2 separate regions of the Homo sapiens genome follow, and region 1 is linked to region 2. Evidence: read pairs that join two places in POLR2A ChIA-PET (ENCODE). Cell type or tissue: Panc1. All regions are shown on one strand. Links, peaks and the distances in the headings refer to the core of each region. The heading gives the core; the rest is flanking DNA.

What was found. Peaks named below come from ENCODE experiments on the same cell type or tissue, not always from the same donor. Only the 100,000 strongest peaks of a DNase experiment are listed, where the experiment ranks them.
Region 1: POLR2A ChIA-PET joins it to region 2 with 8 read pairs; 10 of 35 experiments call an interaction of 5 or more read pairs at or near these places.

The regions. Positions count from the first base shown.
Region 1 is chr2:222,745,921-222,751,311 of GRCh38, reverse strand. It overlaps LOC105373903 (a long non-coding RNA gene), which reads right to left. Exons shown (of 4, transcript XR_001739904.2): 2 at 1,038-1,159. Among named protein-coding and RNA genes, the nearest start is that of MOGAT1, 77 kb to the right of the region's middle. In Panc1, for the core only: no CTCF peak of the experiment used is centred there; no DNase peak of the experiment used is centred there.
Region 2 is chr2:222,876,023-222,881,413 of GRCh38, reverse strand. All of the region lies in intron 1 of ACSL3 (acyl-CoA synthetase long chain family member 3), which reads right to left. Among named protein-coding and RNA genes, the nearest start is that of ACSL3, 18 kb to the right of the region's middle. In Panc1, for the core only: no CTCF peak of the experiment used is centred there; a DNase peak (open chromatin) is centred at 2,422.

The sequences.
Region 1 (5,391 bases), core at 118-5,117, 130 kb after region 2:
TAAATTTAATTCTGCTGAAGTTTTTCTTTTAACAAGACAAAGCTAAACCTTAACTGGGCCGTAAATTGCCAAGTTTAGGTGCTATGTCAGTATTGGGGGCTGATTAAAATTAACTTAGTATTTGGCTGGGCACAGTGGCTCACACCTGTAATCCCAGCACTTTGGGAGGCTGAGGCAGGCAGATCACCTGAGGTCAGGAGGTCGAGACCAGTCTGGCCAACATGGTGAAACCCCGTCTCTACTAAAAATACAAAAATTAGCAGGGCATGGTGGCACATGCCTGTAATCCCAGCTACTCGGGAGGCTGAGGCAGGGTAATCGCTTGAACCCAGGAGGTGGAGGTTGTAGTGAGCTGAGATCGTGCCACTGCACTCCAGCCTGGGCAACAGGAGTGAAAGTCTGTCTCAAAATAAAGAAAAAAAAAAAGAAGGAAGAAAACATCCAGCAGAGTGCTGATCACAGTGGCTGGTTGCTGAAGAAATGTGGGCACGCTCTTTGACATATGCATCCCACAGTGCCTTGCATACAGCGGGTAACCAGTAAATTATGAGTTCACTACAAAATTACGGCATTAACAAAAGCAGCAGCTGTGGACCTGATTCTTATCAAAGGAAAGCTCAAGAGCCTTAAGCCATACATATTGAAAGAAACCCAAATGCTATTATTTTATCTGTATTTTCCTCTAACTTCTCTGGCTTTTACAAAGGAACTGCTATTTGCAGCAATTTACCATATCAGCTATTAACATGGCTCCAGAATATAGTTTTAGCTTTAATTTTTCTTATAGGTGACTTTTTTTTTTAACTAAAACGGAAGACTGTGATATGCTCCAATTTTTTGATGAAAATCAACCTTCCTCCATTCTCTGCTTCATAAAACTCCCTGATAATGGTGGCTCATGCCTGTAATCCCAACACTTTGAGAGGCCAAGGCAGGAGGATCGCTTGAAGCCAGGAGTTTGAGACCAGCCTGGGCAACATAGTAAAACCCTTTCTCTACAAAAAATAAAATAAACAGCTAGGTGTAGATGTATGTACCTGTAGTCCCAGCTACTCAAGAGGCTGAGGTGGGAAGGTGGCCTGAATCCACGAATTGCAGGCTGCGGTGAACTACGGTGGTACCACTGTACTCCCTTCAGCCTGGGCCAAAGAGCAACACCCTGTCTCAAAAAAAAAAAAGCTTAAATTTTATTTTAAAAAAATAAAAGAAGGTTATTAAAGGGCTTTCAGTGCAATTTTTATCACAATTCCAATGACATTTTTCACATAAGTAGAAAAAACAATTCTAAAATTAACATGGAAACAAAAAAGACCCTGAATAGCCAAAACAATTTTGAGAAAGAACAAAGCTGGAGACAGTTGCTGATTTCAAACTATGTTACAAAGCTATAGTAGTGAAAACAGGATAGTACGTGCATAAAACTGAACACATAGACCAATGGAACAGAATAATATGCCCATAAATAAACCCATGCAAATAAATAGTCAACTAATTTTTGACAAAAGCACCAAGAACATGCAATGGGGAAAGGAAACTCTCTTTAACAAATGATGTTGGGAAAATTGAATATCTACATGCAAAATAATAAAAGTGGATCCTTGTTTTATAACATATTCAAAAATTAACTTGAAATAAATTTAAGAATTACATATAAGATCTAAGACCATAAAATTCCTAACAGAAAACATGGCCAAAAAGCTCTTTGTATTGGAAGCAATGATTTTTTTTTTTTTTTTTTTTTTTTTTTTTTTTTTTTGGCCATGACACCAAGAGCACAAGCAACAAAAGCAAAAATAAACAAGTGGGACTACATCAAACTAAAAAGCTTCTGCACAACAATCAAAAAAAGGAAGAGGCAGCTAACAATAGAATGGGAGAAAATATTTGAAAACCATATATCCAATAAGGAGTCAATATCCAAAAAATATAAAGAACTCACACAACTCAATAGCAAATAAATGAATAAATAAATAATCTGATTAAAAAATGTGCAAAGGTCCTGAATGGACATTTTCCAAAGAAGACTTACAGTCAATGGATATATGAAAAATGCTCAACATGACTAATCGTTGGAAACATGCAAATCAAAACCACAGTGAGATATAATATCACACCTGTTAGGATGGTTATTTCCAGAAAAGACAAGGGATAAGTGTTGGTGAGGATACGGAGAAAAGAAAGCACCTGTACACTATTGGTGGGAATGTAAATTTGTCCAGCCATTACCAGAAAATAATATAGAGGTTACCCAAAACATTAAAAATAAAACTATGATATGATCCAGCAGTTCTACCTCTGGTTATGTAACTGAAGAAAATGAAATCAGTTAAAGAGATATCTGCATGCTCATGTTCATTGCGGCACTATTCACAATAGCCAAGATATGGACTCAACCTAAGTATTGATCAATGGATGAATGGAGAAAGAAATTGTGGTTCATATATACAATGGAATATAATTCAGCCATAAAAAAGAAGGAAATTCTGCATTTCTGACAACATGGATGGGACCTAGAGAAATTGTGTCACATGAAATAAACCAGACACAGAAAGACAAATGCTGTGTGATCTCACATACAGAATCTAAAAAAGTTGAACTTATAGAAGCGGAGAGTAGAATAATGATTACCAGGGATTAGGGAGTGAGGGAAATGGGAGATATTGGTCAAAGGGTACAAACACTCAGTTATATGATGAATATGTTCTAGGAATCTAATGTAAAGCATGGGTGGTGATGGATGTCTTCATTTTATTGTAGTGATCATTACACAATATATACATATATCAATCATCACATTCTACACTTTGAATATATACAATCTTTATTTGACAATTAAGTATTCTAAAATAAAATTACAAAGAAGGGTAAGGGCTGAGAACGGAAAGAAACAGAATGATCAAAGACAGAGTTGGCAGTGTTAGGAAATCACCACACTGCCCTTGCTAAAATATATGATATTCTAGAATGCTTAAGAGTTTCAAAAAGACAAGAAATATCTAATTTTAAGAGTTTGGTGTTGATAGTGGGGGAGGCTGAGCATGTAGGGGACAGGAGATATATGGGGACACTCTACTTTCTGCTCAGTTTTTCTGTGGGCCTAAAACAAATGTAAGAACATAAAGCAGTCAGGCATGGTGGCTCACACCTGTAATCCCAGTACTTTGGGAAGGCTGAGGCAGCAGGATCATTTGAGCCCAGGAGTTCCAGACCAGCCTGGGCAACATGGTGAGCCCTTGTCTCTGCAACAAATTTAAAAATTAGCCAGCTATAGTGGCTCATGCCTATAGTCTCAGCTACTTGGGAGGCTGAAGTGAGAGGATCACTTGAGCTCAGGAATTTAAGGCATCAGTGAGTTGTGATCAAGCCACTGCACTCCAGCCTGGGAGACAGAACGAGACCTCGTCTCAAAATAAAATAAAATAAAGCCTATTTAAAAGAGGGTGGGAAAAGCAGTTTGGCTCAGGTAGAAAGCCCAATTATAAACATAGAATGCTGCAATGACCACCATGTTATTGTGTGAAACTGATTTTTTTTCTTGTATTTAGTCATAATGAGACTGAGTTGAAAAAAAGGGCGGCTGGGGGCGGTTTCCAGGAAATACAACAGCTTCAAAAGAGATGGACATAGAGGCAAAGCTTAAAGTAAGAATCGCAATTAGCAAGTCAATAAAGGCTTGGAGGTCAGCTTGTGTTGCTGTTGTTTTACCAGACTTAGAGGTTGCAGGATCTGCAGGATCTTTTTTACTTTGGTGGCTGTGAAAAAGTCAATCTGGGTATGATTTCCAGTGCCTGGATTCCTATCTTAGGGTTCTCCAAAGGCACAGAACTAATGGAATAGTTAGTTTATATTTTTAGCAGAGGCAGGGTTTTAGCATGTTGGCCAGGCTGGTCTCAAACTCCTGACCTCGTGATCCGCCCGCCTCGGCCTCCCAAAGTGCTGGGATTACAGGTCTGAGCCACTGCGCCTGGCTGGTAAATCTGTGTTTTAATATGAACATTCTCGAGGTTTAATAGGCCTAAATAAAACATAGCTTCAGGTCTGTGGGCTGCCACTTCGTGACTTCGGCTTAGAATAATTTTAAAATTGTATTGGGCAGTGGAGATAAAAGTGCTGCAGGCTACAAAGGAAACAGACACATATATGCAGGAGTGAAGGTATAAGGTAAAGTGCTATAATAAAGGCAAGTTCAAGGTTGATGGCATAGGGGAACTAGGAATTTGCAGAAGATCAAACTCTTGGTTCCTCTCGTCTTTGCAATATGTATCAGACATTTATTTGAAACTTGAATGTGTATGGGCATGACACATGTCTACAACATTAGTACAAAAGTGTCCCAGTACAATAAGCCTATAGTTACGTCCTGTTTCCTATTATAAAAGCATTCATCTTGGCTGCTGACTGTTGACTTCTTTTTTTAAAAAAAAAAGCAAATTGGACTTTACCAGTGGTTCTCTACCAGGGATGATTTTGGCACATTTGGCAATGTCTGGAGACATTTTTGGTTATCATATCTGTGGGTAGCAGGAAGATGCCACTGGTATCTAGTGGTTAGTGGCCAGGGATGCTGCTATACATCCTAAAGTGCCCAAGACAGCCCCACCATCAAGAGTTACGTGGCCCAAAATGTCAACAGTGCCAGAGATGAAAGACCCTGACCCAGGGGTTTACAATCATACCCTATAGCCAAATACTAGATATTGCAATTCAATCTGCTTTCAGATGTACCATGACCGAGAATTGTTTATCTCTCTCCTTTCTTCAGCAGTGCCAGGCTAGCCAGGTCTCCTCTCTGTGTTATGCAGGGACAATCTGCTTTCGTTGCTATCACTCCCAAACGGGCACACACAAAATCAACTCACAGAGCAGTGGAACAAGTGAGCTCCTGTTTAACAGGATTCAGGCTCCATGTGTTCTCTACTATTCTTCTTATTATTACTTAATCATGTCCTTGAGATCTCACCCTCCCAGCTCAAGTAACTTAGCAAAATATTTCTTTCCAGTAAATAATGAGCTTTCTCAAAAGGAATTCTGGTGTAAAACATTATCGTTAACTGGTTGTTTCAAGTGATTGTGGTAAACTTTGAAGTTGTATTTGTCAGACAAAAATCTAGCACATCAGTGGACCTTTGTAATGAAACTGATATGAAATTCTGATTTTATCATTTAGAAATGTAGGAAGTTTAATACCTCAAAAGTATTGTAAGAATTGAAACGGCAGCACATGCAAATACGTATCAGATTAAAGCTAACAAACGTGCTATTTTTCCCTGTTTCTCAAAAACAATGCAGTGTTTTGTGAAGCTGGCCTAGTTTTTCTTATGGCTCTTTGTCAATTTTAGACTAAGTAGAGTTGTGTTAAAGGGGATGTGGGAGGAAATAGAAGCCGTATGT
Region 2 (5,391 bases), core at 54-5,053:
TGAAAAGCAAATTCCAACCAAGTAAGGGACAACAAGGCCAACTATGATCATAATTATTATATATCAAGAAGGCTCTAACTCTATGCTGTCCAATGCGGTAACCGCAAGTGCCACTGCACACCTGAAACGTGGCTAGTCCAAACTGAGATGTGATCTAAGTGTAAAATACACATGGGATTCCAAAGACCTAGTAGTAAAAAAAGAACATAAAATAGTTAATTAATAAATTTTATATTGAACATATACACTGAAATAAGATTTTGAATATATTACATTAAACAATGTAATGAAATCAATTGCCTACTAGAAATGTAAAACTACATATATGGCTTACATTTACGGCTCTCAAGGCATGTCTTCTGAACAGCACTGCACTTTAGCCAATGCAATGAAAAAATAAACGACAGTTATGAATACTGAAAAAGACAGAATCATTATTGTGTGCAGATAAGTGCCTGCCTGACAAGAAAATCTGAAGGAATCATTTGAAAAATATCCAACCAGAGGGAGAATTCACAAAAATACTTCGATACCAAGTAAATAATAAAAATAGACAGGTTTTTTTTTGTTTTTTTTTTTTTTGGGAGACAGAGTCTCGCTCTGTCACCCAGGCTGGAGTGCAGTGGCGTGAACTCTGCTCACTGTAAGCTCCGCCTCCCGGGTTCACGCCATTCTCCTGTCTCAGCCTCCTGAGTAGCTGGGACTCCAGGCACCCACCACCACGCCTGGCTAATTTTTTTTTTATTTTTAGTAGAGACAGGGTTTCACCGTGTTAGCCAGGATGGTCTTGATCTCCTGATCTCGTGATCCGCCCACCTTGGCCTCCCAAAGTGCTGGGATTACAGGCATGAGCCACCGCGCCCGGCCAAAAATTGACAGTTTTTTTATATATTATTAATCACCAGTTAGAAATTGAAACGGAAATATAGTCACAATAGCAAACGCAAGTTTAAAATACTTCATGTAATATAACATTCATATTTACATATGGGTGTCTGTGTATGTAAAATGCTACTGATAGACACACACAAAAAAACCCTGAATATATGAAAAGACAGACTTGCTCCTGAGTAGAAAGGATAAATGTAATTCTGCCAAAATTAACCCATAAACCAAATGCAATCCCAATGAAAATCCTACTAGGATTTTTCTTACGTGTTTGTTTTGTATGCTTATGTGATATATTAATTCTAACATTTATCTAGAAGAAAAAACTTTGAGAAACAGCATATTTAATGCATATTTGCCCTATTCCATATCAAAACACGAATTGTTAATACAGAATTTTAAAACCAGAAATAGTCATGGGACTTTTGTATATGGCAATAGTGACATCACAGATCAGCAGGTAAAATCTTATTCAGTAAGTTGCACAGCATCAAAGAAAAATTTTAACAGAGGTAGTAGCTGAATTAAGTCCTGGAAAGATGAGAAGCAGATCCCTGAAGCAAACAACCAGCCTAGTAATACCTCTCTTCCACAGCTCCCATATTCCATAAATAGAAAAAAAAAAAAAAGGTTTATTATTGGTCTTTATTCTGATTCTGAAACAGTCTCCAGTGATGTCAACCCACAGTCCACATTGCCTGGCCTACGACTGTTGGGAAGGGAAGCACTGGCTCTGTTTCACATATGTGATACTGTTCTGTCCCCATCTCCAACACCGCAGACTACGGCAAATGTGTGCATCCACAGGTATCCAGCAGACCTGTGACCAGTGAAGCCTGTATCAAAAACATGAATGTGCTGGTCCAATCATACTCTTCTGTCCAAAACTTGGAATGGGGTATGGAATTGGAGAGAGACAGAAGCAGCTAAGAGGACTGTCAAAATAAACTCATCTTTCAAGATGCAGGATGAGTATAATTACCCACAGACAAAGCTGAATAAATCCCTCCAGGCTCTTATTCCTCCTTCACTCCTGCCTAACAGGGAGGCATGGGTGAGCATACAGTGAGTAATCACAAGTAGCCTGAGATCGCTGGAACACAGGAAATATATGGGGGGAGTTAGCAATGAAAATGTTGTAGATAGCATGAGATCGGTTTTCAAGTAAAGCATTTAACTAAATTTGTTTTTTATTTTATTTTATTTTTTTGAGACAGTCTCGCTCTGTCCCCCAGGCTGGAGTATAGTGGCACCATCTAGGCTCACTGCAATCTCCACCTCCTGGGTTCCAGCAATTCTCCTGCCTCAGCCTCCCACGTAGCTGGGATTACAAGCGCCCGCCACCATGCCCGGCTAATTTTGGTATTTTTTGTAGAGACAGGGTTTCACCCATGTTGACCAGGATAGTCTTGAACTCCTGACCTCAGGTGATCCACCCGCCTTGGCCTCCCAAAGTGTCGAAATTACAGGTGTGAGTCACTGTTCCCAGTCCTAAATGTGTGTTGTTGTTTTTTTTAAGAATGATTACTTGGGTCAACACAGAAAATAAACCGAAAGGGATTCCAGGTATGTGGTTATTACCACAGCCCAAGTGATGAAGTGCAGAATTTAAGGCAGTAGACACAGAAGAAACAGGACCAACTGTACAGGCTTCTCTGAGGTAAAATTAGTAGGACCTGTCAGGTAGGATGTATAGAGTAAGGGCTCTGAAAATTAAAGTCTACATTTCCAGAATGAAAGAATGGTGGCGTGTAACGAGGAATACAAGAAGAACAGACACAAATATGAGCGCATAAATATAGGGCTGGATGTTAAGTTTGTGGGAAAGACCAGAAGAGAGATTCACTATATTGTTAGAAATACAGGGCTGGGGCTCCAAACAGCTGAAGATGCAGAGGTCACAGTCATCATTGACTCTATTCATAGAACACAGAATTCCTCAGAAACAGTATATTCAATTGTAGGATAAAGGATTAAGGGCAGATGCCAGAAGAACCAACAAGAAAGGTAAAGGAACAGGAAACAGTGCCCTAGAAGCCAAAGACAAACACTTGTTGTCAGGAGTGTCAACAAGGCTGCAGAGAAGGCGATAAGCAGCAATGACATTAAAGTACAGCAAGCAGTGGGCCTGGCCTGAAACAATCCATCGCTTTCCTGCCTTCACAATCACATAATTTTTTAAATTACATTAGCATATATTACTCAACCAGTTAGTACATATTTACCAACAGAAAAGCTATTCTTCAGGAATTCCTGAGCTTCCATTAATAAGTATATACTGGTCATTCTGATATGAGATTTTTGGCCTTCCAAAAATTTTCTGGTAATATATTCAAATCTTTCAACTCAATTTAATAAATGCTTACTCAGTATCTCATGTCCATTACTGTGCTAGGTGGCAGGGATGCAGAGACTGATTCATTCATTCAACAAATGTGAGTGTCTCCTATACGCTGGGCACTGGGTGTGCAGCAGTGAATAAAGCACAGTATCTTTCTTTCTAGTGGAAGAATAAATTAAACTTACTCTCCCTGAAGGAGCTCAAAAGAAACACATTATGTTCTTGACTTATCTAAGAAAGACAGCAAATATAATTATTTCATAAAGCTATTTGAAATTAATAACAAGAAACAAAAACTGTGATCACCTATAATTAACATGCCTGTACTCTGGCATCATGTAATACAAAGAAATTTTATTAACTTAAATACACAGCTCCCAATTGTCTACGGGTAAATTATCCATGCATCAAGGGCAATTCCCAAATAGTGACTCACAATTCTGGGTAGTGTTCCATCCAAATTTCTAGCATGTAATCTAACACATGATGTAGTATATAATATATAGGCATTACATATGCCAGTTTTACACTATGTCCACCATTCTCCCCAGAAACATCAATGCAAAGAACAGAAACTGTTACATGCCTACAAAATCATTTCTGAACTAGGTATTTATAAAGGTATAAGTGTATATGTAGCCGTCACTGAGGTTAGTATCTAATAAAAACAACAAATGCCAATATAGATGTTTCTCACCAAAAAAGTAAATCTACGAATGTGCTATGCTTTTCATTCTCAATACCAAAGTTCAGATTTACATAAACAGGCCCTGAGTATTCAACTGATCCTGCCCTCATGGAACTTTCCATCTGGGCTATCATCTGCTCCACCTCTTCATTACAAGGAAAATCACAAAACTAACTTTTAAAAAACACCCTCTAAACAATCTAAGTACAAAACCATCTCTCAAGTACAAAACTCCAAAACTACTCTTAACCATAACCAGTCCTATTCCACCAACTCTTTCACTTCAATCCTTTGACCTCATCCAGAACTCCAATCCCCTTGAGCTCTCCACCATCTTTCTCAATCTATCAGGCCTCCCCCTGCCTGATCTCTACTGTTAATTGACTTATCCTGTAACACACCCTTTCAGTTCCCCAAGCATTCCCCATGTGTGTTCTTGTCCCATGCCTTTATGCTTGGTATGTCCCCTGGGTCCCATCTCCAATCCCCTCCTAACTCAGAAAAACTATGCTCTATCCAGAAGTAAAGGAATATAGATTTTCAATGAACTCTCTCCATCTATTTTTACCTCCATCGTTTATCTCCCCTCCTCCATCAAGGCTGGGTTAGATGTCCTTCCTATGAGCTTCCAAAACACTTCAGGCATACCATTAACGTAACTTATTACAACTGTATTTTAACTTTGCTTTTCTGTCTCCCCACAACAGACTGTGAGCTTCTTGAAGCAAGGACTTTTTTTTTTTCTCTGCTTTCCTAGAATCTAGCCGAGTATGTGATACATAGCGGGTATGAATAAATGTATACTTTTATAAATACTATTTTATATTCTATAATTTAAATAGGCATAAAGAAAATATTTTAAAGTCATAAAGTAGGACCAGGTATGGTTGCTCATGCCTGTAATCCCAACAGTTTGGGTAACTGAGGCAGGAGGAATGCCTGAGTCCAGGCGTTCAAGACCAGCCTGGACAAAATAGATCTAGTGTCTACAAAAAAAAATGTTTTTAATTGGCTGGCCATGGTGGCACACGCCTGTAGTCCCAGCTACTTGGGAGGCTGAGGTAGGAGGATCACTTGAGCTGGGGAAGTTGAGGCTGCAGTGAGCCATGATTGTGCCATGGCACTTCAGCCTAGGACTGAGATTCTGTCTCAAAAAAAAACAAAAAAACAAACAAACAACAACAACAAAAAAAACCATAAAGCAATAACTAGCTCTTGCTCAAACATCTGTTGAGAAAAGCTATCCCACATGAGGGTAGGGAATGGGTACCAGAATCAAAGCTGCTCCTATGATTTACAAATCACACACTATTGCTCCTTCCCCTGCTTATTAATCCCAATACTTTTATACTGGTGAAACAGTCCAAACTCTAGCTCAAATGTCACCTCTTTTATGAAGTCTTCTAATATCTACTTGCAGTCCTCTAAGAACCCAAAACACTTTGCACATACATCTACATTAGCACTTTTAACT